Linked DNA regions of Mus musculus: region 1 is linked to region 2. The links are chromatin contacts, found by Hi-C in ENCODE. All regions are on one chromosome and are shown on one strand. Each heading gives the region's core, a stretch centred on a gene start or an enhancer-like site at or near the end of the contact. The rest is flanking DNA. Distances are from core to core; before and after follow the strand shown. Region 1 holds the start of Adamts3 (a disintegrin-like and metallopeptidase (reprolysin type) with thrombospondin type 1 motif, 3). Region 2 overlaps Adamts3 (a disintegrin-like and metallopeptidase (reprolysin type) with thrombospondin type 1 motif, 3).

The links. Hi-C counts contacts between places; a loop is a spot of excess contacts on that map.
Region 1: a loop to region 2 is called in a map of heart, with 3 times the contacts of the local background. The contact joins the promoter of Adamts3 here to the enhancer-like site in region 2. A Hi-C loop is called at or near these places in 9 of 37 maps with a recorded cell type or tissue (gastrocnemius, heart and left cerebral cortex).

What each region holds. Positions count from the first base shown.
Region 1 is chr5:89,881,823-89,884,590 of GRCm38, reverse strand. Adamts3 (a disintegrin-like and metallopeptidase (reprolysin type) with thrombospondin type 1 motif, 3) reads left to right here and starts at 1,257. Exons shown (of 22, transcript NM_001081401.2): 1 at 1,257-1,769. The coding sequence starts at 1,701.
Region 2 is chr5:89,843,150-89,845,849 of GRCm38, reverse strand. All of the region lies in intron 3 of Adamts3 (a disintegrin-like and metallopeptidase (reprolysin type) with thrombospondin type 1 motif, 3), which reads left to right. Among named protein-coding and RNA genes, the nearest start is that of Gm25758, 16 kb to the right of the region's middle. Within about 2 kb of position 1,314, at least 1 of the 3 ENCODE cell types and tissues checked has a DNase peak (open chromatin) inside an H3K27ac peak, as active enhancers do; it is heart, where a contact is called at or near this core.

The DNA.
Region 1 (2,768 bases), core at 8-2,507, 39 kb before region 2:
ATTTAGAGGTCCTTCAGTCCTGAGGGTCTAATCCTATTTCTAAGCAATAATTAACTAATTAACCTAATATACTCTGTTGCTAGATGAGGGCACTTCCTATACGTTCCTGTAAATGTCCTCCGTATAGAATTTCGACAAGACAGAGGCAACACAGCAATGAGCGTAGTGCAATGTATAAACCAGATGATGGCCTTTCCTTTAGCTCTCTAGGAATAAACAATTTATGAAGTCATATAACAAAATTCAAAACTAACCACACCTTGACAGGATTGCCCCAACAAGACCTGACTCCACTTCCCTATCTCTGGGTGAAGTTTCGAAAATCCCACCTCAATGTGAGCCTCATTAATCTCTGGTCTGATCTTGGGTGAGGGTGGTCCTCCAGGATAGGAGAACTCCCTCCTCACCTCCCCCCACCCCAACCCCCAGGCCACCCTGGTCTACCCCAGGGAGGTAGGTCTGGGATTCCAGCAACTCCCAGGTCGCTGTCTTTTAATCCCAGAAAACTGCAAACCGCAGAAGCCACTAGATAACTTAATCTGGGTGTAAGCAAGAGACCCCGAGGCCTGTGTACTCTAGTGATAAACGGAAACATCCGGTTGAGTCAAGAAAGGGAACGCGGTATCTTTGAAAACTAATATAAACGAATAAAGCATAAACAAGAGCTTTGCTGAGAGAGGCCCCCCGCTTTCCCGGGCCCATACAAGCCTGGGAGGGGACGAGTGTCTGAAGGGGAAAATCCCCCACGTCCTTGGGTCCTTGGGATTCTCTCAGGAGACTTTACTCTGCCTGGGTGGGGTGGGGTGGGGGGTGGGGATGAGATTGGCTGGAGGAGGTGATTTCATCCAGCCCAGGTCTGGTGAGCGGACCCTCCCCCTCCCTCCTCCAGTCGGGCTGGGAGGCGCGCCTGGGACCCTCCCCGCCCCTCGTCCCATCACGGAGACCAAGGGGATGCGGGGTCCAGGCGGCGCTTTCGCAGCCCCTGGGACGGTGCGAGTTCTGACCCTACGCCGGGGGGCGCGGGCCCCGGGTGACGTGGGCGCGCGGCGGGAGGGGCCGTCCGGAGGAGGGAGGGGGTGACACGGTCGCCTTTTTAGCGCCCGGCGGGTCGCGGGCAGAGAGCAGACGCCCGGGGCCCGCAAGCAACCGGAGCGGGCGAGCGGCCCACTCCTCCCTCCTCCTAGGCGGCCGCCTCCTCCCCTCGTCCTCCCGCCCCCACTGCGTGTGCGGCGGAGGATCCAGGGCTCGCGCTGCCTCTTTCTCCCGCTCGCTGGGCTCCGGCTCCCACTTCTCCCCGCCGCTGCGCTCCCGGGACCCGAGCCGTCTCCGTGCTTAGCCTAGGCGGCCCACGGTGCTCCGAGAGCCTCGCAAAAGCAGCTCCGGGGTAGAGAGTGGGACGCCCCGGTCCCTTCCCCCGCTCGGGTCAGCCTCTGCCCGGCTCGCAGCACCTCTGGCTCCCTCACTGTCGGCTTGGGAGGACAGGGTGAGAAGGTGAAGTGGAAAGGACCGACAGGGCACGGGGCCAGGCGCACAGCTCACGTTGCCTTTTCATTGAGCAAAGCCCAAGATAATTTTTTAAAAGCTCTGCACGCCCCCCACTCCTTCCATTTTCTTTGCGCTTTTAAAGGAAACTTATTTTGGGGTGCTTTGCGCTGGGGTAGCTGCTTTGCCCAGTAGTTGCGAAGTACACTCGACTCGTGATGGTGTTCCTGTCACTTTGGTTGATAGCAGCCTCTCTGGTAGAGGTTAGGACATCAGCTGATGGACAAGTAAGTGGAAAATAATAATAAAAAAAACTCAAACCCAACCTTTTCCCGACAGAGTTCCTCCCCTCCGTCCCTTTCACTCTCCCTTCCTCCCCTCCTGCCACCCTTCTGGGGCATCTTCTGCGTTCCGAGGCGGCGCGTGGAGGGCTGGGCGCTGCGCGGGGCTGGGGCCTGGGGGGCTCACTGCACCGGAGGTTGGACAGCCATCCCCCGGGAGCCTAGGTTCATCACACTTGGGGATCCCCTAGCCCGCGGCGACCAGGAGCGAACCAGGTGTGAGACTGCAGTCAGATCTCATCCTAGCGGGGCTATCAGGCTGTCCCCCCCTTTCGCGAGGGCGTTTCGGGCGCTCTGGCGAAGTTAGGGTTGTGGATCCCGGAGCCCACAGGCTCTCCCTCTTCCTGACTCCCTGCTCCTGCGGGCGGCCAGGGATAAGAGGTTTCAAGAAGTCGCCAGGCAGGACCCGGAGCTACCCAGCAGACACGTGTCCTGGGAGGACTGGGGCTGGGCTGCAGTTTGACAGTTGGGGAGGGCCTGGGACGTTTCCTGCCCTCGCCTTTTCCGCGGGCAGCCAGAGCTGGAGGCGTCTGCCGCCTCTTCCCCTCCCCCTCTGCAGAACTCCTCCTCTTTTTAAAGCTAAATTGAGTGCAGCTCTGGTGCCTTTCGGCCCTGCCCCCACCCTGTGGAGACTCAAGGTGAAGCTGACGTTCTCAGAAGGGCCCTTGAAGGAGGCTCAGGCTGGGGAGCCTTTTGTAATAAATCACACCCACACTGGAGCGGTGGGCTCTCAGTGCATGCTTTTTCTGTGAGTTTTTGTAGCCTCTCTGGTTTGCTTGGTCTGACCACGGGACTTTAAGACTGGGGCATTTCTCTAGTTGATTCTTAGGATTCAGGCCACTTCTCACCTGGTGAAATGTAGACTACGCCCCCAGCCCCCCCCCCCCCTTCCTGATTCGTGTGACTTAGTATTGGAGTTTTCCAAAGAGGCCATTGAGGGTCACT
Region 2 (2,700 bases), core at 65-2,564:
TTACAGCTACTGTAAATGTTGTTCCATTCATTCTAGCTAAAATAGAGGAGCACCATGCCAGATTTCCTTGTAGAAATGATCTTAAGATTGTCAAAAATTCTTCTTTGTACATGAGTGTCTTCATTCAGAAAGTTAGGGTTTTATTGCTGAGAAGGGCCATCATGATCGTGGCAGCTCTTATAAAGGAAAACATGTAACTGGGGCTGGCTTATATTTTTAGAGGTTCAGTCCATTATCATCATGGTGGGAAGCATGGCAGCATCCAGGCAGATATGGTGCTGGAAAAGGAGCTGAAAGTTCTACCTCTTGATCTGAAGGCATCAGAAGACTGTGTCACACTGGCCTGGGCATAACTTCAGCATAGGAGCCCTCAAAGGCTGCCCCCACAGTGACACACTTTCTCCAATAAGGCCACATCTACTCCAACAAGACCATAACTCCTAACAGTGTCCCTCTCTATTGGCCAAGCATTCAAACACATGAGTCTGTGAGAGCCATTCCTATTCAAACCACCACAATGACGAGTCCAGAGAACTGAGAATCTTATCGGGTTTCACAAAACTTCTAGACACTTGCTTTCAGAGCCTGCACTTTTGATCATTATTTTATTTTGATGCCTGGTGAAGTTTCTTAATATTCCACCTAGGCAATTTGAATTAAACACAGATACACAAGTGCATATCTCTGTGCACAAACGGATTCCTTGTTTTTGCATATGTATAATGCATAAAAACCTGTGTGTATCATTACATAAAATATCCCATATAGATATCTTGATACATTGTGATATATATATTAATTAATCATCTTATTGTATTTTGAGACTCAAATTTGGATTTGGGGGATGCAGGGAGCCCAGAGCCAGGCATTGGAGCTCTTTTTTTTTTTTTTTTTCCATACAGTTTCTTTCAGACAGTTACTGTGCCCCAGCTGCATCGGACATGCTGTTTGACTTTGTAGGTCTTTGCTCCCATTTTAAACATAGCACACAGAGAGTCTGTAATCAAGCAATTTGACTTTGAACAGAATTACTAGGCAGGGGGTATAGATGAGTGTAGGTAATTAGTAAATGAAGCTGAGCTGCTGTCTTTCCAGTTTGGGCTCCTTGTTCAGCAGGTGAGTGAATTTGCTAGTGCCTGTTAAAATCCATGCCTCTGGCCTTATCCTCTTCCTGTGAAAGTAGCTCATCTCCAGCCACAGTAGCTGCTTATAGCTTTAAATAGCACAGACGTGGCCTCTGCCAGCTTCCCCAGCCAGCTAGGGTTACGGTGGGGCCAGGGTAGCCTGGCTATGCGGTCTGTGCGAGGCCAGGGAAGGGGTTAGTGAGTTGGCTGCCTGCCTGGGCACCGGTGCAGGAGAGGCATGGAGTAGCACAGCAATTTCCTGCTTTGGGTGAAGCCATAGAGAGCCTAGTGCTGGCTAAGCCTGGGCTTTCACATTCTTCTGTGATATTTTACTGCCCACTCCCCTCCCACCCAATGTTCCTCTCAAAGGAGATTTTGATTTGTGCTGTTCACTGGTTCATAGGGGTGACTGAAGGAGACCAGAAAGGCCTCTCCGCTCTCCAGTTTCTACTCATTTTGCCTAGGATTTCCACTTTTAGAAAAAAAAAACCATATCACACTCTATCATTATAAATTTCTCTTAAACATTTTTTTTGTAGATTTGTTTATTAGCATAGGTGGTCATTCATGACAGACATGCACGTTGATATCAGAGGGCAACTTCTGGGAATTGGTTCTCTCCAGGACCACATGGGTCCCTGAATCCAGCTTAGAGCTTCAGGCTTAGCAGCAAGTGCCTTCGCCAGCTGAACCATCTTGCTTGTCCCAAGTCAGGGATTCCTAGCTCTGATACCATTGCATATGCAGCTGAGTCAACTTGTTGCTAAGGACACAGAGAGTTGGCAGAGGAAACAGGAAACATGAGCACAGATCAGGAAACAGGTGAGAGACTGGGATGTTCTTGGGAAAGTAGAACGTCAGGTGGAGACACTAGTAAAGATCGCGTGTATTCTGTATTCTGTTTGCACAGGTTTATTTAGCCTAACCTCAATGTTGCCCATTTCTTGGCTTCGAAGGTTGAGGTTGAAAGAAGATGAACAATTGCATTTCTCAAAGTTCCACCAGGGGCCACTTAGGTGACTGAAGTACTTCCTGCGGATGTATGGCCAGAACTAGCTTCCTGTCAGAGATACACTGGTTGTGTTGGCGGTTTGTTTGACTTGCCTTGTTCCACATGACTGGCTTATGGAGGACTCCTCTTTATGAACTCCTCCTTGGTGGAGTTCAAGCAGGGACTCTGAGGATGGCTTTTTCCCCAGGTTCTCTGGGCGTGGCTGAACATTTCTTTGTGAGAAGGGTATCATGCATATCTCAGGCTTTTATTTGATCCAGCTGGCTTACCTATAGTTTGTCTTGAAGCAGGTATTTTGTCTCAGTGAAATGGAATCATGAAAAGGGAAATTTGTCCATTGTGATGGACAGGAGTAAGGATGTTTGCCTCTGGGTGCCCTTCCCAGTGTGATGCTAGGAGCACCTGTGCTGGGAGCCTGGCTGGAGAGTGAAAGGCCTGGGATTCACCTCTAGGGCTACAGGGTCAGTCCTTGGCTGTTAAAAGTAAATTTCTGGTTTTAAACCAATTCTCAGAGGAACTCAACCAATACCAGTGTGGGGTTGCCTGAATTTCTCACTGGCAATG